Linked DNA regions of Homo sapiens: region 2 is linked to region 1. The links are chromatin loops, found by intact Hi-C in ENCODE. Cell type or tissue: OCI-LY7. All regions are shown on one strand. Each heading gives the region's core, and the rest is flanking DNA. Links, peaks and the distances in the headings are about the cores only.

The links. Peaks named below come from ENCODE experiments on the same cell type or tissue, not always from the same donor. Only the 100,000 strongest peaks of a DNase experiment are listed, where the experiment ranks them.
Region 2: a loop joins it to region 1, with 2.3 times the contacts of the local background. A loop is called at or near these places in 2 of 110 quality-filtered maps.

The regions. Positions count from the first base shown.
Region 1 is chr3:19,242,494-19,259,064 of GRCh38, reverse strand. It overlaps KCNH8 (potassium voltage-gated channel subfamily H member 8), which reads right to left. Exons shown (of 16, transcript NM_144633.3): 2 at 5,178-5,411. Among named protein-coding and RNA genes, the nearest start is that of MIR4791, 64 kb to the left of the region's middle. In OCI-LY7, for the core only: CTCF peaks have their summits at 7,721 and 7,925 (motif pointing right); no DNase peak of the experiment used is centred there.
Region 2 is chr3:19,534,828-19,551,398 of GRCh38, reverse strand. KCNH8 (potassium voltage-gated channel subfamily H member 8) reads right to left here. Exons shown (of 16, transcript NM_144633.3): 16 at 15,757-16,571. Among named protein-coding and RNA genes, the nearest start is that of MIR4791, 230 kb to the right of the region's middle. RefSeq lists enhancers at 8,494-8,583, 10,586-10,695 and a silencer at 9,803-9,972. In OCI-LY7, for the core only: CTCF peaks have their summits at 7,744 and 7,961 (motif pointing right); DNase peaks (open chromatin) are centred at 7,968, 8,418 and 11,178; H3K4me3 peaks cover 1,628 bases; H3K27ac peaks cover 3,455 bases.

The DNA.
Region 1 (16,571 bases), core at 3,407-11,406:
AAATAGTTGTATTTCCTTTTTTACTATTTAGAAATAAAAATCATCATAACAAAACTTGCCTACTTATACACATTATTTCCAGATATATATATATATATATATATATATATATATATAGAGAGAGAGAGAGAGAGAGAGAGAGAGAGAGAGAGAGAGAGAAACAGAAAATAAAAATGAAGTTATTTACTCTGTAATATATATCTCAACAAGAAATGCTCAGGTATGACCAACTAGAGCAGAAGATATAATAAAACAGTTGCATAATTGGACCAGTATGTAGAATCACTGCAAATGCTACGCCTCTGAGTGCAGAACACCTGAATATGTGCTCCATCAGACCAACAAGTGCTGTGAGCCACTAATAAGATTTTCTTACATGGTGAAATTCTGAATGTGATAAAGTTCAATCTTCACTCACTTACACTATGGTTTTATTTTTGAAAATTCAGTGGGAAATAAATCCTTTCAAAAAGCACTCTGCATGTTAAGTTCAGGATTCAGGTAGTTAGAATCCAGTGTTTCACCTCCTGGAAAGTCTGACTGGGCATTAGAAAGTCATGCAAGAAACTGGACAATTCTTCAATTGCAAGATCATTCCACACATTACAGTATATTTAGCAACTCTGACTCTTGCCCAATAAATGACAAAAGCATTCTCCTAATTACTGAGTCAAAAACCTCCAGAGATTTGCAAACTTCCCTGGGAGATGGGAGCATCTCCACCTCCACAGAGAATCAGTGGCTTAAGAACAAGGACCTTGAAGTCAAGCAAGAATGTTTATGCATTCGGGGTTTTTTATTTACTAGTTTGTAATCTTGGGCAAATAACTTAACTCCTAATCTATTCAACATAAATGTAACTAGATGTTTTAGGTTGAATTTTATCTTCCCCAAAAGATATGTTGCAGTCTAATCCCCAGTACCTCAAAATGGGACCTTTTTTGAAGATAGGGTCTTTACAGAGGTAATCAAGTTAAAAGGAGGTCATTAGAGTAGGACCAAATCCAATGTGACTGATACCCTCATTTAAAAGGGAAAATTTGGACACAGACCATCACATAGGGAGACCTATATGTAAAGATGAAGGCAGAGATCTGGGTGACACTCTACAGGCCAAGGATCACCAAAGGTTTCCAGCAAACCACCAGCAGCAAAGTGAGAGGCACGGGAGAGATTCTTTCTCACATCCTTCAGAAGAAACCAACCCAGCTATCATCTAGAGGAACTACTAGCTTCCGGAACTATGAGATAACAGATTTCTGTTGTTTAAGCCACTCAGTTTGTGGTACTTTATAATGGTAACCCTAACAAACTAATACATCACAATAATATTTTTTGCAGAATTGGGAATATTATTCTAAGAACAACCTTAAATCTTTGTTCTCTACGTTTTTCTTTCCAGGAAACTGATGATATTGCACCTACTAATATGCAAATAGGTTTGAAAAATAAGCTTTCTGTAGAGAGGATAGACATGTTAAGATAAACATATAAAAGCTAAGGCTGGTACATCCAATCATGATGGTCTTTCATGCTATCAGAGAAGACACAACTTGTTGATATTAAAGTTGATATTAAAGTTGATATTAAAGCCAACAAGCTAGAGTGAGGAAGAAAACAAATAGGACATGACATCTCAGTGTGTCCATCTCAGCTTGAAGGATAACGAGAAAGAATAGGGAAAACCAGAGATGATCTCCCACTATGTGGTTTTATAGCTCTGAAGCATGGAGAAATTGTGTTGGATAGCTTTTTCCATATCACTTTTTCTGTAAGGTCAGGAGAGCAATCATAGCATTAAGGAACAAATAGGCAAAGCAGCACAATCACAGAATGTCAAAATGTATCTGGGGAGGATAAGATAAGCATCTGCTTTCTAAAGCATATTAAAAGAAAATGATCCTTGAAGAAAGGAAGGAGGACACTTGAAGTCATAAGCATATTTTTTAAAACCAGAAATCCAGACATATTTTTAAGTACCCATAGGCTAATAATCAATTTCAATTCCCTTCAGCAAGTATTTACTAAGAAACTACCATCTGATGAACACTGTTTGAGACCCCAGGCGTCAGGCACTGGGGATGTAGAAATGTGCCTTCAAAAGCTCACAACTGTATCTGCAGACAGATATTTATATAAATAGCTATAATGCAGTATGATTAGCCTAAGGTAGATGGCAATTTTCAGTCTTGTAACTGGATCAATTAGTTTTCTTAGAATGTCAGGCAATTCCCCATGGCGACTAACTTAAAGGGAACTGGTGCCTTTAATGATTTCTACCCAAGTGTGTCTAAGGCTGCAGAGACATCTGATTAAAAAACTGAGCTCAAGAAATTCTTGCTCCCAACCTGTACGCCATACTTTCTACCTATCAAGCCTATAAGTCTCCATTGTTTGGTCCTGACACCTAGATTCGGATATTGTGAAGAGGCTTAAAAAGAAAAATACTCATATAGATTTGGAGTGACCTACACAAGGTGCCTATCTTAAGAAGGACAAGTCTGCAGTCAGCGGATATTTCAGACAAAGGAAATCCTTTCCCCTTCGTTCCACCGGATGGCAGCTTTGTCACTCCCTGCCAGTCTGCATTCTCAGCAACATCCTGCATTTTCTTTTATCTCAGGCCTCCTTTCAATGATTATGGTATAATTACACAGAGCTGGAATCCTTTTGTTTTATCATATTTGCTATGTAGGCCTTATGTATTGACACTGGGAAGGACACAATGGTCTGAACTGTGTTTTGAGGTATCCTGTCCCAAAGAGATAGTCTCCAATACTTCATAACTACTATATATCCAAAATCCACATCATCAGGGAATATCCTCCAAGGAAAAATAACTTACAAAAGGGGATGACATTTCCATATGCAGCCTCTCCTTCTTGACATTGATCTCAATACCTCAAAGTAATGAGTAAGATATAGAAGCCAGGGATGCTGCTAAGCATCTACACTGCACAGGACAGCCTTCTACCACAAGAATTACTGACCCAAAATGTCAACAGTGGCAAGGTTGAGAAACCCTGTGTTAGAGTACAATTTAAATATTGTTACACAAGACCCCAAAATAAGTGACTCAAACAAGACAGAAATGCAACAAAACAAGATAGAAATTTTGTTGTCTGGAGTGGAAAGTGGATCTGTAAACATACCCAGGTTCCTTCTATCTTGTTGCTCTGCATTTCATTATGTTATTGTCCTTGTCAAATGGTTGAAACTGGTTTTCTAGCCTTGTCTTAACTTTTTCTTTTTAAGGGAAAGAATAAACATCATTGTAATATTGTTACAACAAATAAAACTGGAACTATCTTTTTTTTTTAGAGCCAGTAAATAAACTTTAGCAACATCTTAGCTATTATTGTTTCTATTTCAAATATACAATTCCTTTTCTTCTTTTAATTTAATTTTATTTCATTTTAACTTCCAGGATACATGTGCAGGATGTGCAGGTTTGTTACACAGGTAAACGTGTGCCATGGTGGTTTGCTGCACCTATCAACGAAGCATTTCCCCTTGAAAACCAGCACAAGACGAGGATGCTCTCTCTTACCACTCCTATTCAACATAATATTGGAAGTTCTGGCCAGGGCAATCAGGCAAGAGAAAGGAATACAGGGTATTCAAATAGGAAAAGAGGACATCAAACTGTCTCTGTTTGCACATGACATGATCTTATATCTAGAAAACCCCATTGTCTCAGCCCAGAAGCATCTTAAGCTGTCTTAACTTCTTAATATATGCGTATTAGTTTGCTTAGGCTGCCATAAGAAAATAACACGGACTAGGTAGCTTAAACGATAGAAATTTATTTTATCACAGCTCTGGAAGTTAGATGTCTAAGATCACGGTGCTGACAGGTTTGGTTTCTCCTGAGGCCTCTCTTCTTGACTTGCAGACAGCTGCCTTCCTGCTGTATTTTCATGTGGTCTTTCTTTTGTGTGTGCACACCCTCAGTGCCTCTTCTGCTTCCTATAAGGACTCTAGTCATATTGGATTAGGTCCCCACCCTTATGGCCTTATTTAACACTAATTATCTTTTCAAAGGCCCTATCTCCAAATACAATCATATTGGGGATTATGACGTCAATATACCTACTTTCTAGGGCACAGTTCTGTCCACACCATGGGAAAGGGAAAGGAGATAAATTAGAGAACAATTTCACTTTCAGTTATTTTACCCAGAGATTGCACAAAATACTCCTTCTCATATATCTTGGCCTAAAACTTAGTTACAAGCCCAACCTAATTACAAAGAATGCTGGGAAATATTTTTTTCTAGTTTGGTAGCCATGCACTAGCTAAAACTCAGGGGATTATGTTACTACAAGGGAAAAGGAAAGCTATTGAAGAAAAAATGAGAATTTTGGATACCAGGAAAATAATAGTTTGTTCTAATTTTTGATCTAGCATTTCTCCCATTTCTCCCTCTTAAATTTACCCTAAGTACCAGGGCCCATTTGCTAATGATATGTATTCCTACATAGAACTCAAGGACTGAGGACACCTTACACACCCCTAGATCCTCTTTGATTCAAAAGAGAGTCACAAAACTGCAGCCACAAGAAAAGACCTAGTATTTCCCCAGAGGCAGTTTGGAGCCCAAGAAAATTTACTCTAACATGAGATGCTAAGTGTCTCCTGTTTTGTGTTTAGAATTTAAGAGCATAGTGAGAAAGGCTCTGTGGCTAGGTAACCGGAAAAGAAAATGCATATGCCAATTTTTTTTTTTAACTGACTTCCTTTTTTGCAGGGAACACACAGATCTCTGTCTTTAATGACTGGAATTGAGATGTAGTTCTTTAAAGGCATAAAATTTGAGAAATACTCCTGGATAAAAGTTATTAATATACAAATAACTATTATACATAACGTATATTTTAAGAATTACCAAAATATAATAGTAACGTACTTTATTTTAACATATATTAACTCAGTTAATATATGTTAACTATTCATTGACATTGAATAGTTATAATTCTAATTCAAAATTTCTAGGCAGTTTATGCTGCTTATGGTTAAAACAAGGCTATCATCCAAGTCATTTGTGGAACTTCTGTAACAGCCTGCATGTATGTGAAATGCCATTAAGCCTTAATGGGAGTTGCGGAGCAATTACTAGGTTGAAAGAAGACGGCCTCTCACTACTCTCCAGTGAGCACGAAAGAAAGCCAACTCACCGTTTTTCTTGTAGAACATAATTTCTCCTTTGAATTCTGTTTTCTCCTCCAGTGACTTTTCTATTTGAAGCATCAGTTGCTCATTGGTTTCAACCCCAAATAAGAACTTGCAGCTACAACTCTTCTGCATGACTTCAGTTCGGGCAAATCCAGCAAGCTCGCAGAAGCCATCGGAACAGTAGACTATGGGGAAACCCTTAGCCACCTGGGCATTGGCAAGGATGAAGTTGCTATCTATAGAAAAACAAGGAGAAGATACTCAGCAACTAGATAAGTGTGAGAATTTATACACAATTCCTGTATAAATTATCAGCATATGTGTTTAGCTAGCTGCCAAAAGGCACATTCTGATGTGCTGCAGTGGAAAAGAGACACTCCAAAACATAAAATGGACTTGACCAGCAGAAGTATGCATTAAGTTCTGACTTAGGCTTGCATTTTGAAACACACTGTGGAAGAAACATACATGTTCACTGGTCTGCTTTGTGGCACCTACCATCTAGTTGGCAGTAAGGGATGATGCTTTTGATCATGGCTTCTGGTTTCATATACTGAATCTGCCATGTAATGTATAGGTGAATTTGAAAAAGTTACTCAAGAACTCTAAACCTCAATTTCCTTAAATCTGCTTTCCCCAAAAGCAAATTCTGAGACTAAGATTTGAGCATAATTAGTTTATTTGGGAGGTGATTCCAGGAAGAAAGCAAGTAGTAAATTGAGATAGGGAAGAGACAAAAGATAATAAAGGGTAAGTTAAAAAGGGGTTCACCACTGTGGGCAAAATACATGGGTCCTGAAATAATTGTGAGGAGTACAACTAAAGGTTGTCCCACAAAGGGGAGAGAAAGCAGAAGTATTTATCCACTAATGTCCACACATAATTGGTTAAAGTTCACTCCTGGGATGTCAATATGTTGACACTTCTGACCTACCCACTTAAGCTAAGTGCACTCTCCAGAGATCACTCTGGCAGCAAGATGCCAGAAAACAGTGGTATATAAGGAAATGGTCTGGATACGATCTCCAGGTGAGTCTAGGTGATATTGGCTGGGCAATGACAGGTATGCTACAATAATAATAATGTTATTTACTTCATAGGTGTGTTGTAGGAATTAATGAGATTATGCATATTATGTGCTTAGTGAAGTGTCTGGCACAAACAACTACTCAATAAAAAATTATTGTTAAGAGTGCTATTCAGGCTGGGTGTGGTGGCTCAGGCCTGTAATTACAGCACTTTGGGAGGCCAAGGTGGGTGGATCACGAGGTCAGGAGTTCAAAACCAGCCTGGCCAATATGGTGAAACCCCATCCCTACTGAAAATACAAAAATTAGCCCGGCATGGTGGTGGGCCCCTGTAATCCCAGCTACTCAGGAGGCTGAGACAGGAGAATCACTTGAAACTAGAAGGCGAAGGTTGCAGTGAGTCAAGATCGCACCACTGCACTCCAGCCTGGGCAACAAGAGCGAAACTCCGTCTCAAAAAGAAAAAAAAAAAGAGTGCTATTCACGTATTTATGGTTGTAATATTAACACAAAAGACTTAGAGGACAATCAAAATAGTAAATTATTAAGTAATTAGTAACATTAAACTATTATTAAGTGCTTAGAAATAACTCCTGGGGGAGAGACAGTCAATATTCAGAGAAGGTTTCCATGGGATAAATTTTTTGAGATTTAATTTGAATATAATGTCGACAGAGAGAAAAAAGATGCATGTTGGAGATGGGGTTTAAGATAAGGCATTCAAAAAATGTGTTGGTGGGTGACTTTTAGGTTCACTATGAATGAATTAGATACTACTATCAAATTAATCATTCATTCATACAAGAAACAAATGTTGGACACTTGGTATACCAACAGTGTTAGAGACTGGGATTTTAAAGATAAAGATAAAAATGAAAAAACTACAGGATAAGCTGTTAATTTGTTAAAAAGCAAGATTCAGTATAGTATGTTATTATATGAGCTATTTATCTGAAATAAATACATATATATGCACATGTGTATGCATACCAAACATGAAATGTTTTTGTATACCTAAAAATAAATGGAATCTGGTAATTGTGTTGTCTCTAGAGAGAGCAACTATAGGCAGAGGTGGGAAAACACTTATTTTTCCCATATACCCTACTATACCTTTTGAATTTTATCCCACATGCTTTATATATTGCCTATTCAAAAAACAGTAAGTTTAAATGAGGTTTGCAGCAGACAGACTATCTTTCCTGCCATGGGAAAGAAGGTACTCCAGCTACTTCTTGATGGCCAGCAGGAGAAGCACTGAAAATCTATTCCATGTGTTTCTCCATCTCCTTTTAAGCTTTTGTTGTTTGTTTCCAAACATAGTCCACCATCGGCTGGCAGAACAAAATCCACACTACTCAGCTTTGCTCCAATCAGCGCCTAACCCCAGAGTACCAAGTGTAATGTAAGCATCAGCACCCTGCCTCTGCCCAGCTGGCTCTTCTGCCTTCCCAGCCACTCTCCCCCTCTGAAAGCATGAGCTAGAGACACACACCGAGAAACTCCAATTATACATTGTTTTGAGGCCACAGGAGTGAGGTGCATTACCCTAGACTCATAATTAATTCTCTCACACTTTGCAGAATCACTTATTGACTACACATTGTATGTTGGACTTTGTTTCAGGTGTGGATGCAAAAAGTTCATTAGATGTGGTCCCAGTCCTTAACGATCGCATAGTCATAAACCTGTGGGAGTCTCCAGAGGGGGGCACCCTCCTACTGGGGTTGTGGTCTCAGTCTCATCAACTCGGCACAGCTTTGGGTCACTTTAACAATAGTGTGTGTCTCTCCCCAACTCCATTTTGTAATTTTGGCTGGAAGATTATTTAGAAAATGTAAATACATAGGATTGACAAAGTACTACACATCCTAAAAAAAGCTTTTAATGCACTTTCAGAAGCCATTTTTCAGTTGACTGCTGACATGTTTATTAACTTTCTATTATATGATAATGCCAGGTAACACAATTTTACCAGATGGCAAGTCCTAGAGTGAGGTGACAGGAGGTATTTAAAGAAGAATAAGCATGATCTCTAGCTCTAAGATATTGTAATTTAATTAAAGAAATACATGTACATAAATAACACTAAAACACATCATATAAGTACCAAATCAGTGGTCCACAAATAATAGGTACTACTAGAGCTGAGAGATCAAACATCTGGGCTTTGAAATGGTTAGGTTGGAATAAGACAAAAATAGATCGAGATGGTCTATCATAAGTCCTAGAATGTTAGAAGCAGATGCTTGGATGAAGTAGGCTCAGAAAATGAATACGGAAACAAGAATTGCAGGCAGAATAAACATTTCATTTTATCCTAAAGTCCAGTTCTTAAACTATATAGATACAATAGCTTTCTTTGTTAGTATTTGTCTAGCATATATTTTCCCATATTCCTACTTTCAGGGACTTATGTTTTAGTATTATCTTGCACATGGCATATATCAAGTTTTATTTTAAGTGTAATAGAAAAATACATTCTTCAACCTAAGATTGATATATTTACTTTTATTATTATAAGTATATTACATTGGGTTTTTTACCAACTTAATTTTTGCATTCTCTTCACTATGTTTTGTCATTTTGTCTTTTCTATTTTTTTTTCTTTTTTTGAAAGAAAGGCTGGAGTGCAGTGACACAATCACAGCTCGCTGCAGCCTCAACTTCTTGGGCTCAAGTGATCCTCCCACCTCAGCCACTAGAGTAGCTGGGATTAAAGGCACACACTACCACACAGATTTTTCTCTGTAGAGATTATACGTTAAAAATTCACACCTGGCTAATTTTTGTAGAGATGGGGTTTTGTCATGTTGCGTAGCCTGGTCTTGAATCCTGAACTGAAGTGGTTCACTCACCTTGGCCTTGCTGGGTTTACAGGCATGAGACACCATACCCAGCTTGCCTTTGCCATTTTTAAAAATTAGGAAATATAGGATACCCCATAAAGACTATATAATATTATTAAACAATAATAAATACCTGTAGATCATTCATGCAGTGAAAACCCCTGGGTATACCATACAAATTGTATTTCCTTCCTTTCCCAAAGAAGAAGCCCATAACTTGAATTTTTGTAATAATCACTCACATTTATGTAGTTTTCACCCCTTATGTATCCTCAAGCAACATAGTGCCTATTTTTAAATATTTAGGACATATTTAATGATGCTTCATTTGGTATATTTCTTAGTTACTTGCTTCATTTATTAATTTCCTTAGCATCTTTATAATTGTTTATGAATATAAGAAAAGACCAGTCCCTCAGAGCTACAATAAACTTTTGACAAAAGATGCTGAAGGATTCACTGAGTTGACTGATCTGTGTGTTTCAATTAAGGATTATAGTGTGTTTGAGGTGGTTAATTCTTTCTGCAAATATACTGCAAAAACAAAGGAAAAAATAAAGGCACGTATTTGGTCTTTTCTGTTTATATTTAGCACTTGTCCTCGATGTGTAATTGCATTTCAATTCTAAAGAGGATTTAGTGGCAGTCTGAGCTTCATAAAGCTCAGTGTACTAGCTACATGAATGGTCCCTGTATTTGGGAGAGTAGCCTCTCTTGCCCAGCTATCTACTTGGAAACACATGCTTTTCTGAATCCCAGTCCTGGAATCCCTAAAGAAGAAACATGACATTTACTTTAGAATTATGTAAAACAAAGCCACTGCCATAATACTTACGAAATCATCATGGGTATATCACTATCCATACATATGCTAAGGGTATTTAACCTTTTAAGAAATCAATTATGCATATGCAATATGCATCTAAATGCCACATGGCTTTTCTCTGCTTGTTTCTAGGTAATTTTTATATATATATTCAGTTTGAAAGTGAGAGTAAACAGTAAGATATAAATGTACTTATACACTAGGCAGCTGACTATTTCTCTAAATGCTTTCTTAGCAAGAAGCTTTCATGAATCTTCAGAGAGAATCTCATGATTGGTAAACACCCAGGTCACTGAGTCTGATCTCCTAATATGGAGCACCACTTTCCCCTTCAAATGAAGATGTACTGTTTATTGTTAACTTCTTAAGCCCAAAGAGAATGCGGGTAGGAATGGAAAGGTATAAAAGATGAAAATAAAAAAGAGAGAAGAGCATAAACATTGATCCACTATTAGCTTCTTTCATCTTTGTACTTGTCCCACTTTTCAGAGAACACAGACCTAGAGAACTTTAGTTTCCTGTCTAAGATCCAATGCTGGAGATTAAAACTCAGTCTATGTGACTTATTTTACTATACCACACATTCTGTAAAGAACTGACTTGCTCGCTACTAGCAGGAGAAATGGGTAAATTGTAGAAAAAATATTTTTACCTATTTCAGTCTCCAAAAAACCCAAAGACATGGATTTTTCTCTCTAGAGATTATACATTAAAAATTCATTGATGACATCTCCTAAGCCAGTCTGGATGTGTTAGCAAACTCTATGTCACTTTCTAATTTCATGCAGAAAATCAGTGTTTCAGAAATAGGACAGTAACTTCTGTGGTCTCAAAATGTTTTGCATACAGCCACTCTGGAGTCTCATAGGCAGCACAGAAATGTCGTTTCTACTCAAATAATCTGGTCTCTAATCTCACGTGCTTTTAATGTATTTTGCAATACTTAAAAGTTTCCCACTGAAATATCCTTCTACTGGCCAACAAATTTGTATTCCATGGGGCCTAGAAGCATATCCCTAAGCCTGATATTGTTTTCAAATCTTAGGTTTAACTTAAAAATTCATCAGAATTTTTCATTATACCCTTTCATATATTATTGCTTGTTGTAGTGTTATTTTGTTTTGATATGGGCCTGTAAAACTTTTAATTCAATTGAAACTTTGAAAGGTTGTGCTGTTTCTACTATGACTTGTGCATATCATTTAGTATACTACTACATAATTTAGGTTTGAGAATCACAACTCTAAGTAGAATAGTGTATGCTCAAGAAGATTAGGCAGATACAAACCATTCTCCCTTTGTAGCCTCAAATATTTAAAAATAACCATCTCAGCACCGAGTGTAATAATTCTCCATATGGCAGATCCCTGGAGCCATTCAAAGCAATGGGGTCACTGATACACACTGACTTGGCATCATACAGAAACCTGTATTCTCTTGGCTCTTCCTGCCAATTATGCAGAAATTGAGACATTTATAGTTCAAATCTTTATTTCTGAAGAGTATCTTTGATATTGGTTCTCTTTTTAAAAAGAATCCTTGCATTGGGTTAGCAAGTACTCATAGTAACATATGCTGTTGACAAGGAAGGTAGACAAATATAAGTCCTCCATCCTTCACTTTCCTGCACAGAGCAAGAAACAAACAGGAACTTTTGACATTGTTTTGTGAGTTGCCCCCCTATGCTTTCAGAATTACCTTTACATGCAGGTTCAACAAAGACAACGTTTGTATCCCTTGTGATATTGAACACAGTCATTTCTGGAAACTACTTTGTATAGGAAGATAGAATATTAATATTTATGACTTTAAAATATTTAAATGATCTTTGCACTTTATATTGATTTCAGGGAGCTTAACTGCATCATTTCCAAGTATGATAGCATCTTTATTAGATTAATAGTACTGGCTCCAAGCTAAAGTTTACAGCATGACTTCTGCCAAAATTTAGGAGGTTATCTTTATTTGGTAACTTTTCTAACCTTGTTTAAATAGCAGATTAAAAATTTGTAAAAAAGATTTCTCATAGTCCTTGTAATTTATACATCATCCAGTATCAGGCTTCATATTGCTAGGTTTCATTCTTCATTTATGGTTTGATTTTTTAAATACTGTATAGATTATCACTTAAGACAAAGATTAGAAGAAAGCTTTGTAACAGTGCAAAGCTCAAAGCTGGAACTCTAGTGCTGAGGTAGTAGTAGAAAGCAGAAAACCGCATCTGTTTATGAGACTATCTTGCTCCCTTCAGTCCAATAAACAAACAAACAGAGAGACAAATGGAAACAAATGTCCTTCACAACCTTGCCATTGGGTGCATAGTCGTGGGCCAGCAACATCACCCTCAGGTGGAAATTCATAATCTTAAGTTTCACTCCAGACCCAGTGAAACTTAACCCACATTTTAACAAGATTCATATACACATTAAAGTTTGAGATGATTCTTTAGAATAGCACTGGAAAGATCTACAAGAACCTAGTGACAGTAAATGATTGAAGGAGTATGCGGCTGAGGATAAAAAAATAAGAGAGACTTATTTTCATTGTATACCCATTTTAACTTTTGAATTTTCTGTTATATGCATGTAATACATACTCAAAAATATCTTCTTGGCTGGGCGTGGTGACTCACGCCTGTAATCCCAGCACTTTGGGAGGCCGAGTCAGGCGGATCATGAGGTCAAGAGATCGAGACCATCCTGGCCAACATGGTGAAACCCCATCTCTACTAAAAATACAAAAATTAGCTGGGCATGGTGGCACGTGCCTGTAGTCCCAGCTACTCGGGAGGCTGAGGCAGGAGAATCGCTTGAACCTGGGAGGCAGAGGGTGCAGTGAGCCGATATCGCACCACTGCACTCCAGCCTGGCGACAGAGCGAGACTCCATCAAAAAAAAAAAAAAAAAAAAAAACAACAACAACAAAAAAACTTCTTAAAGTTATTTAATCATTCATTTGAATGGTTTAATAAAAATAATTTAATTTTAAAAACAGCAATCTTATTGAAGGAAAAACCCTATATTAACAAATTTTAAAACTTTCATTAAACAAAGGTGAAAGCTCATTAAGATAAACAAACTTGAAGCAAATTTATATACTTTCATAATTTAGAATTAGCAAAATCATCAATAAATTTTGTAAATTTCACTTTTCCACCTATATGAGCTTTAGTGTTGAATTGTACTAATTCTTGTCAGGTTTATTGTCCCTTAGAGTTCAATAAATAAGTTTCATATTGAAAAATAATGCAAGAGAAAAATAAAAAGTTATTCAAATGGGAAAATAAGTCAAACTATCTCCTTTGCTAATGATATTACTCTATACCTAGAAAACCCTAAAGACTCTGCCAAAAGGCTGCTAGAACTGATAAACACTTTCAGTATGGTTTCTGGATACAAAATAGATGTACAAAAATGAATACCATTTCTATACACCAATGTCCAGGCTGACAGTCAAATCAAGAACATAATCCCATTTACAATAGCCACAAAGAAAATAAAATACCCATGAATACAACTAACTAAAGAGTTAAAAAAAATCTCTACCATAAAATTTGGCTGAAAGAAATCAGAGATGATATAAATAAATGTAAAAACAGTCCATGCTCATGGATTGAAAAATCAGTATCTGTCCATACCATCAAAAAGAATTTACAGATTCAACACTATTCTGATGAAAATACCAACATCATCCTTCACAGAATTAGAATAAAATATTCTAAAATTCGTATGGAAACAAAATATAGCTCAAATAGCCAAAATAATCTTAAGCATAAAGAACAAAGCCAGAGGCATCACATTACCCAACTTCAAAGTATGCTATAAGGCTATAGTAACCAAAACAGCGTGGTACTGGTACAAAAACAGACACATAGACCAATGGAACAGAATAGAAAACTCAGAAATAAAGCCACACATTTACAACCATATGATATTTTACAAGAACAACAAAAGCAAGCAATGGGGAAGGGACTCCCCTATTTAATAAATGGTGCTAAGATAACTGGTTAGCCATATGCAGAAGAAAGAAATTGTACCCCTACCAGTCACCATATACAAAAGTTAACTCAAGTTGGATTCAAGATTTAAATGTAAGACTTCAAACTATAAAAATCCTGAAGAAAACTTAGGGAATAGCCTTCTCAATATTGGCCTTGGCAAAGAATTTCTGGCTAAGTCCACAAAAGGAATTACAACAAAAATAAAAACTGACAAGTGGGATGTAATTAAACTAAAAAGCTTTTCCATAGCAAAATAAACTGTAAACAGACAACCTGCAGAATGAAAGAAGCTATTTGCAAACTATGCATCTGACAAAGATCTAATATCTAGAATCTATGTGAAACTTCAACAAACCAACAAACAAAAAAAAACCCTATTACAAATGGGCAAAGGACATGAACAGACACTTCTCAAAAGAAGACATGCAAGTGGCCAATAAAAATATGAAAAAATATTCATCATCACTAATCATCTGAGAAATGCAAATCAAAACCCACAACGAGATACCATCTCATACCGATCAGAATGGCTATTATTAAAAAGTCAAATAACAACAGATGCTGGTGAAGCTGTGAAGAAAAGGGAATGCTTATACATTGTTGGTTGGAATGTAGATTAGTTCAGCCACTGTGGAAAGCAGTTTGGAGATTTCTCAAAGAATATAAAACAGAACTACCATTCAACCCAGCAATCCCATTACTGGGTATATACACAAAGGAAAATAGATCATTATAACAACAACAACAACAACAAAAAACAAAAACAAAAACACGTGCACTCATATGTTCACCACAGTGCTATGCACAATAGCAAAGACATGGAATCAACCTAGGGGCCCATCTATGGTAGACTGCGTAAATAAAATGTGGTCAAACTTTTCTCCTGCCTTTGCAAAGCTTATTCTTTGCCATAGCTTCCCCCTTTCAACATACAGAAATGAATAGTAGATAAAAATTGTGACTTCCCATCCCAGAGGAAAAGGAAAGGTGAAGAGTTAAGGAGAAAGTGACAGGGCCTGGATTTTCTGGGACAATTTTCATTTAGTATAATTTTATTCTTTTAAATAAACATAAGTTTATGCAGCTAAGTGTGGTTTTAATTTTATACCTTTTAAAAAACTTCTTTTAGAAGTTTATTTAAAAACAAAGTAAGACCACAAGACAATATTTTTTATTCAAAAAACACAGTTATTTATCTTGACATCTTATTTGGCCTACTGAAAGGCAAGTTAAGTGGAATCTAGCAAATGAAACCAGCCATATTCTAAGAATACTAAGATTCCCAAAATATTTAATTTAACTTGTCCCCTGATTCTCCAGAAGCACAGTCTAGACTTTACTTGCAATTATATTTAATTCAAAGAATATTTCTTTTTAATTTCAAACTGACTGGAACAGCCTTTTTACTTCAAGCATACATGAAGATTTGAGGAAAAAAATGGTTAATTCAGTCATGTTTTAGTCGTTTTATTACCTTTACACTGATAGGTCTTTTAAATTTGAATTTTTGAAGACAACATATACAAATTAATATGCCCAATCCATCAGAGTGGACTGACCTTTCTCCATTTAAGTTTTGTTTATATTCTGCAAAAGCTAGTGGTATTCAAATGTTTTCCATAATTTGGTAGCATTTTCCAAAACCTCATCTGTCTCCTGAACTGTATTCTCTGCTTTGCAGTACTCATGTTAGATTAAACAGGAAAGATGAGTAGCTTTACAAGAGATAATTGTAAGTTAAGTAACAGGAAACATAAGACTAAACTAATTTGATGGTCACAGCTATTCCATGGCTGTAATATCGGAGTTTTCTTCTAGAGTCATTATAATAATGCAGAGATGGAAAAAACAAACTTTAATTAAGGTGATACTTGCTTAAGGCAAGTCTCTGGGAGTCTGCAAGAGAGGTCGAGGCAAGAAGAAGACAATAATTGAGAAACAAACCAACACAGGTGTATGCTGACTCTGCATTACAGAATGGAGATGAGTAGTAAGAAGGAAGCCAAATAAATTAGGCTGAAATAAAGCAGATAATAGCTTTTGTTTATTAAGCAGCTGTGATACGCCAGACGCTCAGGTCAGCATTCTGTATTTTGAATCTGTGGCCCTCACAATAGCATCTTACGGTAAGTGTCATTATAGATGAAGAAACTTTGGCTCAGAAAGGTTGCATAACCTAACAATGCTAAACAGCAAGTTAAACCATCCTTAGAGCTGTAATACTCCTGAGTTCAGTGGAGGATGGCTAGAGGTGAACTACAGCTAGGATCTAAATGGGTTTTGTTTTGTTTTTTCTTTTGTTGTCACCAAACCCACGGTTTCTCAAAGTACAGTCCTTGTTCACTTCATCCACCTCATCTATTGGAATCTCCTGGGTTGCTTATTACATTTGCAGTTTCATAAACCTTACCTCAGGTCTACTGAAGCAGAACCTCCAAGGTATAGGACCTGGTGACCTTCATTTTAAACAAGATTACTCAGTGAGAGATATCACACAAAAAATTAAGACCTTCTGCTCTAATGGAAGGGGGTTCAGATTATATTCCGCAGCTCCAGTGTGGGAAGGGGGATAACACCTTTCTAGATAAGTATATAATTGATTTCTATGGTTTAGGGGGAGAGGGGGAATTCCCTTCTGAATAATAACCCCTTTGATCTTATGGTTTTCTTTTATTCCTAAAGACATTTTCAAT
Region 2 (16,571 bases), core at 3,444-11,443, 290 kb before region 1:
AAGACTAGAAATCAATAACGAGGAATTTTGGAAACTATAGAAACACCTAGAAATTAAACATTATGTCTGAATGATTAGCGGGTTATTGAAGAAAATAAGAAGGAAATTGAAAAATTTCTTGAAACAAATGATAATGGAAACACAACATACCAAAACCTATGGGATGCAGCAAAAACAGTACTCAGAAGTTTATAGCTATAAGCGCCTATGTTTAAAAAGAGGAAAAACAGCAAGTAAACAATTTAATGATGCATCTTAAAGAATTAGAAAAGCAAGAGCTAACTAAACCCAAAATTAGTAGAAAAAAAGAAATAATAAGGATCAGAGTGTAAATAAATGAATTTGAAATGAAGAAAAATAAGCAAAAGATCAATGAAACCAAAAACTGTTTTTTTGAAAAGACAAGCAAAATTGACAAATCTTTAGCCAGACAGATGAAGAAAAAAAGGGAGAAGACTCAGATAAAAATGAATAAAGAGACATTACAACTGATATCACAGAAATTCAAAGGATCTTAAGTGAGCAACTGTATGACAATAAATTGGAAAATCTAGGGGAAATAAATTCCTAGACACAACCTACCAAGTTTAAACCATGAAGAGATCCAAAACCTTAACAGACCAATAACAAGTAACAAGATCAAAATTGTCATGTAAAGTGTCCCAGTAAATAAATACCTGGGACCCAATTGCCCCACTGCTGAATTCTACCAAACCTTTAAATAACTCACCTGTAATCCCCAAAATTTGGGAAGCTGAAGCAGGAGAATCACTTGAGTCCAGGAGTTCGAGACCAGTCTGGGCAACATGGCAAGACCCCATCTCTACAAAAAGTACAAAAATTAGCCAGGCTTGGTGGTACATGCCTGTTGTCCTAGCTACTGGGGAGGCTGGGGTAGGGAGATTGCTTGAGACAGGGAGTTTGAGATTGCAGTGAGCCATGATTGTACCACTGCACTCCAGCTTGGATGAAAGAGTAAGACCCTATCTCAAAAAAATGAATAAATAAAAATATCTAATACAAATCCTACTCAAACTATTCTGAGAAATAGAGGAGGGAGTACTTCTGAACACATTTTATGAGGTCAGTATTACCCTGATACCAAAACCGGACAAAAACACATCACAAAAGGAAACTACAGGCCAACATCTTTGATTAATATTCATGAAAAATCCTCAACAAAATAGTAGGAAACTGCATGAAACAATACATTAAACAGATCATTCATCATGACCAAATGGGATTTATCCCAGGGACACAAAGATGTTTCAAAATATGTGAATATTTCAATGTTATACATCATATCAACAGAATGGAGGACAAAATCCTATGATCATTTCAATGGAGGCTGAAAAGCATTTGATAAAATGCAACATCCTTCATGATTAAAAAAAAAAACCCTTTGAAAAACTGAGTATAGAAGAAACATAATACCACATAATAAAAGTCGTATATGGCAGACCCACAGCTAGTGTCATACTGAATCATAGAACCAGAATTGGAACCCAGGTATGTTAGACTTCAAAATTCATGCCTTTCTAAGCTTTAAAAAAAGGCAAGAAAGAATGTTTGGGAAAGATTCTCAGGTACTGGATTCTGAGATTTTAACATGCTAGGGTAAAAGATCAGAAGGAATTTCTGAGGGTTCAGGGACCATAAACCCAAGAAGATAAGAGATTAGTATTAAGTACAAGATGTTAGTGCAGAAATTGGTAGAAACAGGAGCTATGAACACAATTCAATGTATGTCTTGAAATTTATTTTATATTTCTACAAAGAATTGAGAAGGAATGGTATTGAGAAGTTGAATGATCCAAGGGAAGATCCTTTGATACTAGATTCTATTATTGGTTCTTCCACTTGTATGTAATATGACCTCTCTCAGACTTCCTTATGAATAAAGTGGAGCTAATAATACTGTAGTTACTGGGGTAAAAATGAGATGGAAACTATGAGATCAGTGTAAGATGGACAGTGGAACCATTTGCCAAGAGGCTTGGAAACCAAGCAAACCAATCAGCATGGTTGAAGGGTTGCAGGTACTGAGATAACTATGGGAAATAGAAACCTAGTCAATTATATTGTAATAGGATGGTCTGGCTGAAAGGGGCAAAAAAAAATCAGAAAAGTTTTCCAGTCCTGTGCATCAGAGGGAACATTGCTTTTTAGTCTTTTCTTAGACTAAGAGCTGTTCAACTCTGGATGACATATCTATTAAGCTGCTGTATTCCTTTTTACCTATGTCATGCTCACCAAGCAATCCTATGCCCATAACGTTTTTTTCCTTTTTTCTTGTTTTTTGTTTTGTGCTACTTTTATGCTGAGAAGGGATGTTTTGGTTTCTGCTCAATTTAAGGGCATATCCCCGCCATTCTTATTGTATTAGCTATCTACTTGCTGTGTAACAAATTATACTGAAATTTAGCAGTATAAAACAACACATATTTATTATTTTACAGATTGTGCGGGTCTGGAATTTGAGCACAGCTTGACTAGATCCTCTGTCAGGGTTTCACAGGCTGCCATTAAGATATAAGCAGGGACTTTATTGCACAGTTTGTGACTATAGTTAATAACAATGTATTATAATCTTGAAATTTGTTAATAGAGTAGATTTCAAGTATCCTCACCACAAATAAAATATAAGTATTTGAGATAATACATATGTTAATTAGTCATTCTACAATGTGTACATATTTCAAAACATCATGTTGTATACCACAAATATGTATAGCTTTTGTGTATCAACTTTAAAAATTAAAAAAAAATATAGTCAGTGGCTTCAAGGTTGAACTCAAGGGCCAACTGGAGAAGGATCAGCCCCAGGCTCACTCAGTGGTTGTTGATAAGATTCAATTCTCTTCCATCTACTGGGATGAAGGCCTCAGTTCCTTACTGGATGTTGGCCAGAGGCTGTCCTCAGTCCTTTGCCTTGTGATACTTTCTATCACAGTAACTGAGAAGAACCTGAGAGAGAAAATACCAGCAAGAGAGAAGTCACAGTCTTTTGTTACCTAATAATGGAAGTGATATCACATTATATTTGCTGTATTCTATATGTTAGAAGAAAGTCATTAGGTTCAGCCTACACTCAAGGGGAGAGGATTTCACAAGTGTGCACACCAGGAAGTAAGGATCATTGGGGCTATGCCAGAAGCTGCTTTTCGCACTTAGCTATCTACAACTGTTGTAGTGAAGGGAGGAGTCATGACTATTGAAACTAATGCAGATGCTTACTTAGAAAAAAATCTGAAGCCCCCTTTATTCTGTCAAATATCCTCTCTGTAAATGAAAAGTTGAGCTGTGTGTTTCTCAATAAATGTATCACAGCAAGTGAATCACCCCTTCTGATTTGATTCAGAGCAATAAAAAAGCAATCACACTATACCTTTGCTTTTACGGTGGTGTCTGATATAGCCCTCTCTGAGTAGCCTACTTCTGAGCAGACCCAAGTGAATAATGTAAGCCAAGGTCCCCTGACATATGGTTTTTAGAGTATATTTACACTCCATGTGAGTCAACAACCTTGATATTTGGCAGAAGTCTCTTGAGCAGATGATGGAAATATTTTATCTCACATTTAAGCCAACTTCCTTGTGTTGATATTTCAAGTATAGGCATGAATTGAAGAGAGAAAGGGAAGAGGGCAACAAGGAAGGAATGGGAGGAGGGGTGGCAAAGAAGGGCAGAGAAATTTTCTGTTTAGTCTCAAGCTTTATAAATAACAAGGGTTTGGTTCTAAAAGAAAGCTTCAGTGGCAAACCTAAGAATCTGGGACCTCCATAAAAAATTTATGTTTAAACAAGAAATAGTTCAAGTGGGGACAACAAGAGTCACTTTAACCTGTGCCTGCTTTAATGAGAGACTGAGGAGAAAGGGGTCTGCCTGTCTTGAATGTTTGTCTGTGAATGCCTTGCCATTTTGGCTTAGACAGAGGAATAGAGCCTTTTGTGTGTTTTTTTTTTTTTTCTATTTACCACCAGCAGTCAATAGTCAGAGCTATTGACTTTAAGCATTCAGAGACCTTAAGCCTTAAGAAAAGATGCCATTTCCTTTGACTTCATTTTTTTTTAAAATAAGGATAGTAATGCTATGTACTCAGGTTATTTATTTGCTAGATGATTCACACTCTAAGGTACACAAATGCTCAGAAGCTTCTTCAAAGAGGGCTATGTTAAGGAAAGGGGTTCATAATGGTTAAAGAGATGCTAAGTAGAGATTCTGCTTGTCTCTGGGTACCAGTTTGAAACACAGATATTGCACAGATTTTCATTCTACCTTTGCTGCGTAGTTGGTGGAAGATCTGGAAGCACAAAAGTAGACCTTTTGGAGTGGTTAATTTGAGTTCCATTTTAGTTACTTAGTTTAAATGCTTATTGTGTTATGGGAAGCTTTACAGTGGCAAGTTTTTTATTAATCCCCATATAGGTCTAGATTTTATGGCCTGTCAGTCACATTTTCTCAGTAGCCATTTTGCATCAGCCTCTGTCCTGGTTGTTGTGTGGGGATTAGAAATCTATTGAAAGACTTTGGCCATCTTGGAAAGCCTTATAACCTAAAGAGGCACATGAGCAATAGATAAGCACAAAACTAGAATACAGTACAAGGCTAAGAGCAAGAGTTCTGAAACAGATATCATTGGGTTGGAATTCTAACTCAGCTACTTACTAGGAGTATGGGTTTGGATATATTATTTAACTTATTTTATCCTCGGTTTCCTCAGCTATGAAATGAATATAATAGCAGTAACTACCTGACAGGATTATTGTTAGAACAAAATGAATTGATATCTAAAGCTTCAAGTATAGTGCCTGTTACTTTATAAGTACCCATTAAATATCAACTATTTTCATGTCTTTCCAGTTTAGACTCTTTGTTTAATCTTACCTCAATATCCTCCTCTATAGAATAAGCCTCATTTTATATTTTATGCTCTGATAGTACTACAGGTGTATCAGGAGACAAATAAAAACACTCATATTTTAAGGTGCTTTGCAGATGTATGTGCTTTTTCAAGATTTGTTTACCAAGTTTGGGTTCAGGGCAGGGTAGACTATGTACTTACAAACATCCAGGAGAGTCTGAGAGAGATCTAGTGACACCGTGGAGTTGTGCTGAGTATGGTTTTTGGAATCTAAAGGCACTGTGCTTCCTATTTGCTGCAGAAAATTGCATAGTTTCTCAGCCTCTGCTTTCTCATTCATGACAGAGCAATAACAAAGCATATTTTATGGAGTTGTTGGGAAGATTAAATGAGACCGCATATCTAAAGTACCTGGCATATAGTAGACAGTCAATAAACATCCTCCTATTTTGATATGAAAAGAGGAAAAGGTAAAATATGGAAGACCATGGAGGAAGATCATTGAACCCCAATATAGAGGCCCATTCCCACAAACCCTGATGGTTCGGCTCACATCTTCCCAGAGCTGTGGGCATCCTGGGTGCATGAGGTGGGCATACTTCTCAAGTATACTACTTTTCATTTCTATTTACCTTTTATCTGCCTGCTGTCTCTTCCACAGCCCTTCTGTTTAACACCAGAAAGAGTCAGGTGAAGTAACTGATCCGGAATCAGTCCTAGTATCAGAAGGATATAGGGATTCAACTTTTCTCTTTGTTAGTTCTAGATGCTGGGTTTGTTTTAGCTTCGAGAGTTGGGGCATGAGCTACTTGACTATTTACTATCCAAATGGTTTCTCACTTTTGTGACCAGATAGTCACCTTCTCTGCTCGTATGGACGATGAGTTTTAATTTTGGTTACATCTGAGTAGAGTCCAAGTCATACATGAAAGTTTTTCTTAGACTTGCCTCTCTCCTTTCCCCAATGATTGGAGCATCTCAAGCCAGAAAACATTTCAGAAATCACCTGGCCGAATGTAATTCATCCCATTCATTACCTCCACAATGAACTTGACCAATGTTTATCTAGCCATCTTTGACCATTTTGTTACAGTTCCCTTTAAAATGCCAATTACTTTGACATGTACACAACTCTCAAAACAGAAATTGTGTTTCTATCCATGCTTACCTCTTGTCTTTTTGTTTCTGTGCCTGTCTCTTATGCTGTACTATTACATCCCTTTGATAGCCTTTAAAACTTCACGAAATAAAGAGAAGGGAGAACAAAGGATGTTCTGACCTATCGGCAGACCTGACGACAGATTGGTTTTCTATTTCTAAGAGTTATAAGTGACTATGAACATCATTGGTAACTGAAAGGAAACAATAAATTAATAGCCAGAAGCACATTGATGGGTCAAGAGATTAATTCATTTAGAGGAAAGGTTAATTGGATAGGTATGTGATAAAGACCTCTCAAGGAGATATTTTAATTGACATATCACTAGTGAGGAGAATAAGAAAGAAGAGTGTGATAAATTAGAGGATTTCAATTCAATTTTTTTTTTGTAATTCCCCAAACAATTTTTTTTATTATTATACTTTAAGTTCTAGGGTACATGTGCCCAATGCGCAGGTTTGTTACATAGGTATACATGTGCCATGTTCGTTTGCTGCACCCGTTAACTCGTCATTTACATTAGGTATTTCTCCTAATGCTATCCCTCCCCCAGCCCCCAACTCCCAGACAGGCCCCAGTGTGTGATGTTCCCCGCCCCGTGTCCATGTATTCTCGTTGTTCATCTCCCACCTATGAGAGAGAACATGTGGTGTTTGGTTTTCTGTCCTTGTGATAGTTTGCTTAGAATGGGGGTTTCCAGCTTCATAATGTTTTTTTTTTTTTTTTTTTTTTTTTTTTGCACTGATCTGACTCTGTGCTAACTAGGGTGAAAGAAAAAGATGCGGTTTCCTGAAGAGTTTTGAGGGAGAGAAGCAAGGACAGTCTAACTGCCCAGTAATAGCTTTTTCATTTTGTACATAGACCATTTTCCTCACTTTTTCCATTGTCTATCAAAATTTTCTGTAAAAGAAATAAAAATATGCTAGAGCCTTTGTATTCTGTGGATTAAAATAAATATATTGCACTTATCAGTAACTGTAGAAGAAAGACTTGATCCCCATTAAAGGAATTTTAGGCCATGAAAAATGTGTATGGACATGGGAGTCAATTTATGACATTTTTACAGAGAAGAAAACCTTGTTTAAAAGACCATATGCTAAAGATAGCTTTAAAAATATAATAAATCAACCATGTTAGTGAAAAACATAGTTTTATTATAAATAGTAATTCTGATGATGTTTTTGCATACAAGCACTCATTTTAAAAATACTATTAGGTTAGTGCAAAAGTAATTGAGTTTTTTTTTTACATTAAAAGTAATGTCTTTTAAAACTGCAATTACTTTCACACCAAGTATATCAAGAATGCTATGGTTTGGATATGGCTTGAGTTTGTCCCCCCTAAAACTGATGTTGAAATTGTTGGTTCCCAGTGTGGAGGCATTGGAGGTGGGGCTTAGTGGGAAGTGTTTGGGTCACAGTGGTGGATCCCTCATAAATGGTTTGGTGAGTTCTCACTCAGGCAAGATGAGATTCGGATTCGTTCTCATGGGAATGCCTTAGTTCCTGCAGAGTGGGTTGTTATAAAGCCAGGATGTGCCGGCCCTCAGGTTATGAATCTTTGCTTCTCTGCTTCCCCTCTGACCTTCTCCCATGTTATGAGGCAGCAGGAAAACCTCCACCAGAAACTGAGAGAATGCCACTGCCATGCTTCTTGTATTTTCCCACTTGCAAAATCACAAGATAGACTTATTTTCTTTACAAATTACCCAGCTTCAGATATTCTGTCACAGAAACACTAAACAGATTAACACAGAGAACTTTACTGTTTAAAAAGTAATTTTAATACGTTATTCCATTTACTTCATATCGAATGATCTTATGTAAATAGTATTTCCTTGTGTCAGTGGTCAGAATCTACCCTTCATTGCTCTGCTTGTGATACTACTGCTTGTGATACTGAACTGGATCTTGTAAATATTTCCTCTTTGTCAGTAGAGGGTGCTGGAGAGACACTGCAGAGGAAAGGGCTTTTTTCGTGGGTTCTGTGTCCTGCTTCTTTGATTGGCTCCTGTGGTACAGAGTGACCAGTGGTGTGTTGAACACCAGAGCCATTTCTCACACCAACCTTGGTCCACTTGAACCTCTGGGTGGATTTGCTGTTTGCCCAGCATGCATTTCCCTCTGGCCTCAGTCCAGTGACAATGGACCACTTCTTATCCAGGCAACCCAGCAAACCTCTTATTGGGCTATGTCTACCCCTTTTTCAGAAAGTCTGTATCCTAGCCTTGGAAACTTTCCAAATTTATTCCTTCCTTGGGTACCCTTTCTCCACCACAGGATGTTCTTTCATCTTTTCTTAGAAACCTATGTTCCATAATAATAATTATTTATTTTAAGCACTTCCTGTTCAAGTTACTGTGTGGTTTCTGTCTTTTGACTGGACCTGATACATACATACCTCATGTAGCAGATGCTTTTTGTGCTCTTCTCATACACACTCACGGTTCCAGGCTCTGCCTAAGACATTTTACTGCAAATTCCTGGGACTCTCTGCTAATGTTTTGTCTTTATATTTGCATAAGGACAGGCCAGATGTATGGTTAACATCTCTGGGTGCAGCCTTTAGCCATTGGGACAGATGGGACTTGGAGGATGAATAATCCAGCTTCTTCTTTGTTAGGTTGTGCAACTCATAAGTCATGTTCTGTAATGTCGTCTGGAGCTCCTTAGAGTGATTGAACCTCAGTTGCTCACAATGGTTACCTGCTCAATAATACATCACTTTCTAGCTTCCTTTTTTCAGTCTCATCTTGCCATTCCCTAATCAGTGTTTCCTGAATTTGTCCTCCAAATAAACTATTTCACCAAAATTTTTATATCAGGATATGCTTCTAGGAGAAGTCATATGGAAATATTCCAGTCTCAGAGAAAAGGGAATGAAGAGTCTGAGAATTTGTTTTGTTCAAAGCCAGATAGTTAAGCAGTGAAGTAAAGAACTCAGTTTATCTCAGCCCAAGTCTCACTCTTTATATTTACTTCAGAAAGTGTCTTTATAAAGACAGTGTTAACTACGTGTTAGATAAATGCAGACCTATTATTGTAGTCTAAATACATAAACCCTAGAGTATAGGTGTTGTACATATAACTCTGTAAAGTATTGCCCCATCAGCCACCTAGGCAGCAGCATTAAGATATAGAAACAGTTTCTAATAACAGAAAACTTTCTTTTTTCATTATTTCATATACGATATTTTATTGTCAGTAGGTACCACCTCTCCACAGTCAGATAGTAGATTATCAGTTGTTTTTTATAAATGTGGTTAAAACAGCACAGTGCTGCTCTTATGGCTTATATATGGAGCTGGTTTTGTGTTGCAGTATAAAGCTCTGATTTCTGAACACAACAACCATGTTTAAGCAAAATGAGGAAAAACATTAGGTAGTTTTTCCATGGGACACATTGTCTGTAGTCTTGAGGGAGGAACTTCTGTCTCAGCTCATGGTTCACAAGACCTACAATTGTGATCTGCTCTTGTAACCAACAATTATTCTTTTCCCAAGCTCAGACTCATGAAACTGAGATATGCCAATGATATCTGAGGAATAAAATCCTTCACAATGATATCTCTAAGCTAAACTAGAAATGATAGAATAGACGGCATTTTGGGGAGCCTATTCTAATCAGAAAGTGATATGTCCATCAACTAGTATGGTTTTAAAACATAGAGGAGTATTTGAAGTGGAAAGAAGATGATGAGTCTCCAGGAGGAAGGTTGATATTGATACACATCTTGTTATACACCTATACATAACTATATGCACATTCCTTCTTGCTTAAACCCTACTTCAGCCAATGCTGGGTCCTTTGTCGACTAGACTAGAGCAGTAGTTCTCGAACTTTAGCTGGTATCAGAAGCACCACAGGTTGCTGGGCCCTACCCCCAGAGTTTCTGATTCTGTATGTGTGCTACCCACACAAACTAAATCAAACTCTTTGTGGTTAGAGCCAGGAATCTGTTTTTTAAAAGCAACATAGGTAATTCTAATGGGTAGCCAGAGTCAAGAACCAGTGTTTGGGTATTTCTTTTTTTCTTTTTCTTTTCTTTTTTCTTTCTTTCTTTCTTTTTTTTTTCAGACAGAGTCTTGCCCTGTCTCCAGGCTGGAGTGCAGTGGCGTGATCTCTGCTCACTGCAATCTCTGCCTCCTGGGTTTAAGCGATTCTCCTGACTCAGCCTCCCAAGTAGCTGGGACTACAGGCGCCCGCCACCATGCGTGGTTAATTTTTGTATTTTTAGTAGAGACGGGGTTTCAGCATGTTAGCCAGGATGGTCTCCATCTCTTGACCTCGTGATACACCCACCTCAGCCTCCCAAAGTGCTGGGATTACAGGTGTGAGCCACCGCACCCGGCCTTGTTCAGGTATTTCTAAGCCTTTAACATGTGCACAAATTACCTGAGAATCTTGTCAAAATGTAGATTCTGATTCACTGCTCTGAGATGGGGGTCCAGGATTTTGCATTTTTAACAAGCTTCCAGATGAAGCTGCTGCTGTTGTCCCGCAAACCACACCCTGCGAACCAAGTGTGAGAAATGTTGTCTTCTTTACCCCTTTTCTGTAGACGTGGTTTTTGTGTAAGTTAACAAGAGATATGCTAAGTGATCTAGGCCCAGGGCTCAAATACCTTTGGGGTACTGGAAGCCAGAGTTGACAATTAGATTTGGTTCCACAGGTTGTCTGATTATAGCAGGAGGAACTCTTATGACTCATTTTGGTCAATAAGTTATCATGGCAACTTTCGGAAATCTGTGTTTCCATCTGAGGGCTTCTGGACATCACTGCCAATCATAGCAAGGGGCCCCAAAGATGCTGAGTGTTGGCCATGTGGCTGCAGCTACCCAGAGGGCTCTGTGTTCCCCAAAAGATGTGGCTGAGTTTGAGCCCCTTCCTTATTAGCATTTAATACTGACCCCCATGCAGAGTTCAGAAATAATTCTCTCTCAGGACAAATAAACCATAGTGAAGAATAAAGCTACAGGAGTAGCATAAAGTTCAGAGTCAGCACTGGTTAAAAAAAATTACCATGGCAAGTAAAAGTGCCAAAGCAAAAGGGTACTCTTTACCCTGGAGGAAATTCTTAAATGAAAGTGGTCCCTTCAACTTAGTATATTAGTTCTTTACAAAAATAAAAAGCACAGACACACTTTTAAGTCTCACTTCCTCTTATTTTATTCTTTGTTGTACTCAAATATATCACATATGTATGTTCTATTTTTATCAAGCCAACTGTGAAAAAAAACCCAGAAGCTTAGCTTCAGCGTCAAATTCCATCCCATTTCCAGCTTCTTATCTCCATAAAGGAAAAACCCAAGTTAAAAGGAAATAGCTTAAGAAGGCATAGTTTTGCCCTTTGGACACATTTTCCCACCAGCTGTTTTTTTTCTGGAATGAACAGCTTATTTAATTACCTGCAATGACAGGTATGTAAGTGCTGGTCTATCTCTGCCTCACTGTGCTGTCCTCATGTCTTTTATACTGTTTATTCAGGGCTTGGTGAATGACACAACTCAAGGAATAGGTTCTTTCAGGACACAAGCTGCAGGGAGTAACATTTAGCTTATTCCCTCTGATGAGACCTACTCACACGGTGGGCTACTAAGGGAAGCTTTGAAGGCATCTGTGTGAAGTGGCAGACATTTCATAAGCTCTGCTTCTAGCCAGAGGAACTGTGGGTAAGAGGGCAACAACATTTGCCACAGAGAAAGCTCTGAGGCTTCTGGCTGATAGTGCTCAGGTCTTCTGTGGCCAGGGATGGTGGTTGTGACATATATGTGTGTGATTTCTAAAGCAACAGCAAATCTCTATAGAAAAACTTTATGGGGAAAAATGGTATGTGTTTGTAGAATATATTTGTGTTAGTGAATAAACTTCCTGTATCTTTCTGTAATTAAAGAGTTCAAAATAAAACTTCACTGAAATTCAGATAGACATATTAGAAGCCACACGGGTTGGGGATAAGGTGGCTGGGGGCAGAAACAGCATGTTTTTCTGCCCTGGTGGCTCTTCAACAACTTTTTTTAAAAAGGTAAATGTTGACTTGATTGTTAACACTGTGATGAATAGACTGTAGGGGACATATTATGAAAGCTACTTTGTGACCTAAGCAGAGAAAATGTCAAAGAGAGGACTCATTTTCCAGAAGGTGGCCTGGAACACTGAGTGAGAGGGAAAAGGAGGAAGCATGAGGAAGGGCCAAGGGGAGAGGAGGGAGCGGGAAAGAGAGAATGGAGAGGATGTAAGTGGGAGGAGGCTGGAGATAAAGGGAGAGCCAGGAAGAAGTTGGGGAAGAGGAGAGGGGGGGCAAGGAAAGGTGAAAAAATCAGGAAGGAGAGGTAAGAAGGAGATGAGGGGAGGAGGGGGAAATAGGAAAGGAACCAGGGGATGAAAGGTCAGGAAGATAAACTGACATTTGTTTAGCGTTTATTGTACGTCGGGTAGTGTGCCTTCACAAAAATTACTTCATTAATTCTCACGAAGACTCTGAAAATTGGATATATTTTATTCTTCAAGTTTTAGATGAAGGAATTGAGGCTCAGATGTCTTAAATAACTTGTCCATATCACAGAGCAAGAAAAAAATGGTTGGAGGCAAACACTCCTTTGTGTTCTTCCAAAACTTCTGCTCCTTTCTCAGCTTAATATTTATTTGGACCATTTGCCTTTCTATAAAGTGAAATAAATAGGCAAAGGAAAGCCTTTTGGAAGAGCCCTTAATAGAGCCTATGCCTGCACTTGTACCCAAGCTCTATTTTCGGTGATGATGGTATCTAAGAGAAGACTACATTTGAAGTACTATATACTTAAAAAAGAAGACATAAAAGCAATGTCTTAAAAAGATGACCTTAGAAAATGAGCTATATATGCCATGAGAATAAGTAGCTTTAGCAAGAACTATTTGGTGCAGGCTGTTTTCATTGTTATGAATAAAATCACAATCTTAACATTAGCAATTCCATTTCACATAGGGGACATCCACAGCAACTGTCATCTGCTGACCAAATAGTTATCTTGCCTCACATACAAATATGATTCCTATCAGATAACTGACCAATTTTTGAAACTTCAGAAGGTATTTTCACTTTTCTTTTTTCTTCTAGAAAATCTAAATGAAACAAGAAAACAAAGATCTATAACAAATCAAGAGGTATAAGTGGTGTAAGACACATAGTAGACAATCATTTTTCATTGAAGTAATTGATGGGTGTTCAAAGCTCTCTTGGAGAAAAGATATCAGTTACTTTGATAAAAAAAGGTCATTGATGTATTTGGAACTGTACAGAAAGAAACTTGTCAGTTTTAATTGGTTTGATTCTAGTTGGTCCATCTTCCCACAGAACCAGCTCATTATAAAACGAAAGGTTGTACTTCTTAGGACAATGTTTTCAGAGTTTATTTCTTGGAACATACATATTAGAATCACTTGGGGACCTAGCTCATGTCTAAGGAGCTGGAGCCCTGAAATCTCTCTTTTAATAAGATCTCCCAGAAGTACATTATTTGAACTAAAGTTGGAGGACTACTGATTTAGGAGTTAATCAGCCTTCTTTATTATACAATTACAGACTCTGGGCTGTCCTTAATAGAATTTCAGTGGTTGTCTACTTACATACAGATTAGCTAGGACTCAGACTTGTACTTCTATAGATTCTAGACCAATACTTCTCAGCCTTTAGTGTATTTGAGTCACCCAGGAAGTTTACCAAATGGTAGATTTTCAGGTCCCATTCAAAGCAGCTGGCTTGAAGCTAGATTATCTGCGTTTCAAATATATACCCCATGTGGTTGTGATGTAGGCATTCTGCTAACTTCAGATCCAATGCACAGCCCTTCTGGAAAAACTATTCCTGTCAAATACTCACACAGCCTCTGAGAGGACACTTTGTCTATTGGGGATAAACAATAAACTCCATTTGTAAGTAGCTGGAATTATTAGGAATTTCTTCTTATATTGAATTAACATGAAGTTTTGCATAATCTGTCTGGTTTTAATTAGAATTGCATAGAAAATATTTATTCTCAATATAATTTTAAAGAAAATTACCTTGACCAAGAAAATAACTGCTTTTGTTGCCTCTGGGTTCCTGGGGCTTTCCTTCAGCAGAGGGTGAGTAGGTGAAGAAAATGTAGGGGCTCAAAAATGCATCCCTGATAAGAAGACAAGGGCCTTTGCTATTTGTGTAGCTACAGTGCTTAGACAATTAAACATCTAGGAAAACTTGAAATTCTCACTTTCTAGAATATTATTAGCACATACTTAAATAAAATAGAACTAAACTGTATCATCCTGAGCTGCCCTGGATATGGGAGAGTCCTATTTGTCAGAGTAGATGGGGGAAAGGTTCGATAAGGAATAAAATGGGATTGATTTGGATGAGGTGGAGGTCCTCATGGAAGAAATGCATGGGAGCCCTCCCTCCTTCCAGGTGCTTGCTCACTTTTGTCCAGCTGCAGCTCCATGCAGGTCAGGGAGCTTGTTCTCATGCCTGTTAAAGTCAGATGTTGAGTAAATACAGAGAAGGGGACTGGGTAGAAAATACGGGCTTGTTTCCAGCCAATTCGCGGGAACATCCCCAAATCCCAAGAACTTAGCTAATTCATCCTATTTGTTTACTTGCATTGCAAAAATAACTCAGTTTATTCACTGATTTTGAAAAAAGTTGTAGTTGACCCTTCAACAACATGGGTTTGAAACTGCACGATCCACTCATATGCAGATTTTCTTCAGCTTCTGCCACCCCTGAGACAGCAAGACTCCTCCTCTTCCTCCTTCTCTTCAGCCTATTCAATGTGAAGACTATAACAATGAACACCTTTATGATGATCCACTTCCAGTTAATGAATAGTAAATGTATTTTCTCTTCATGATTTTCTTAATACAATTTTCTTTTCTCTAGCTTTTTTTATTGTGAGAATACAGTATATAATACATATAATATATAAAATATATGTAAATCAACTGTTTATGTTATCAGTAAGGCTTCCAGTCAACAATAGGCTATTAGAAGTTAAATTTTTGGAGAGTCAAAAGTTACATATGAATATTTAATTGTGTGTGGGGCCAGCCCCCTTGCCCCTCATTGTTCAGTGGTCAATTGTAATTATTAGTAAAGAAGTTCCAAAGATCAACAAGCATGCGTGTGAACATGAAGGGAGGGGTACTTAGAGCAGCCATGGGTCTATCAATCATTTAAAATAATGTGACTGGGGAAGTTAAAAAAAATCTGTGTCTCAATTAGTTATTCACTTGTAAAATAGGGATAATAATAACAAATAACTCAAGTAACTGTTAGCACTGTTTGATTAATACATAAGGAAGTATAATGTATATTAATTCCTAAAAATTGGCTGGTACAAAGTCAGTACTCAAGAAACAGAATGCCAGTTATTCTTGTTAGCATTAGTAATAGCAGTGTAATTTGCCAGAAGGACACTTGTGAGCCAACACCAGTTAGCTCTTTTTGAACTGCATTTAAAATGATTACATAGGTCAAGAAGAGCAAAAGGGAGAATGCAAATGAATACATGAAATCTAGAATGTTGCCTTTGTCTCAGTTTTCCCTTTAACTTAGGGAGAGACCGAATTTTGGAGAGGGGGAAAGTAGAAGGCATTGAGTTCTGAGTGACCTGCCTTATAAACATGTCCTGTGTTTGTTTTTCTTAGAAAAAATATCTTTTCTCTCTGCTGCTCTAGCCAGTTTTAAGGTGCAAGATTCATACAACATCAGAAGTCTTGGTGTGTTTAGATACTTTTAATGATACAATTCTCAGATTATTTTTTGTGGTGGAAAATAAAGAGAACTCCAGAATGTGAACCCAATATATCTTCCCAAAATGTCCAAGACAATTAGACTGTAACTGTTCTAAAACATAAAATAAGACTTTAGTGAAGGTGCTTAAATCATTGCCAATCCCAGCATCTGAATTTGCCTGTTAGTGTGAGATGTAGGGAGCATTATGGATTCTAGACTGTGTCAGCATCCTAACTGTGTAATCTCTGAGGCTTCCCCTGAGATTTATTAAAAATAGGAATGGAAACAACTGCGCTGTATAGCATTGTTGGGAGCCTTAAAGAAAAAAGGTAAAGTGCTGACCCATTGCAAGCTGGTATTACTCCCACAAGTTATAGCTCAGAAGTCTTGGCTCCATTTGGGGATTTCCACTAGTCTACTACCTCTTGTAAAAGAAAAGCACTGGGAAAGGACACACCCAGGTTTTCTCCCTCACTTTGAGCCCCAAATTGCCCTATGTCCACAGACCCATTTTGGATTCTTGAGCAACAAAATACGATACCTAGAGGAGAGACATTTCTGCTGGCACAACGACCTTAAATCATGTCATTGACATGAGTTGGCAGAGCCTAGATGGAGCCTCTCTATCCCCATGCCAAAGCTCATGTAGTTGACACTCAGTCCATGTTTTTATTTCATTAACAAAATATGACTTCACTTTTCTTTTATAATCCAGAAGCATGAGAATACATTTGTTGCAAACTGCATGCAGAAAAAATGGGGGATTCCTTTGGAAACTACATCCTCTTAGTAATAAATAA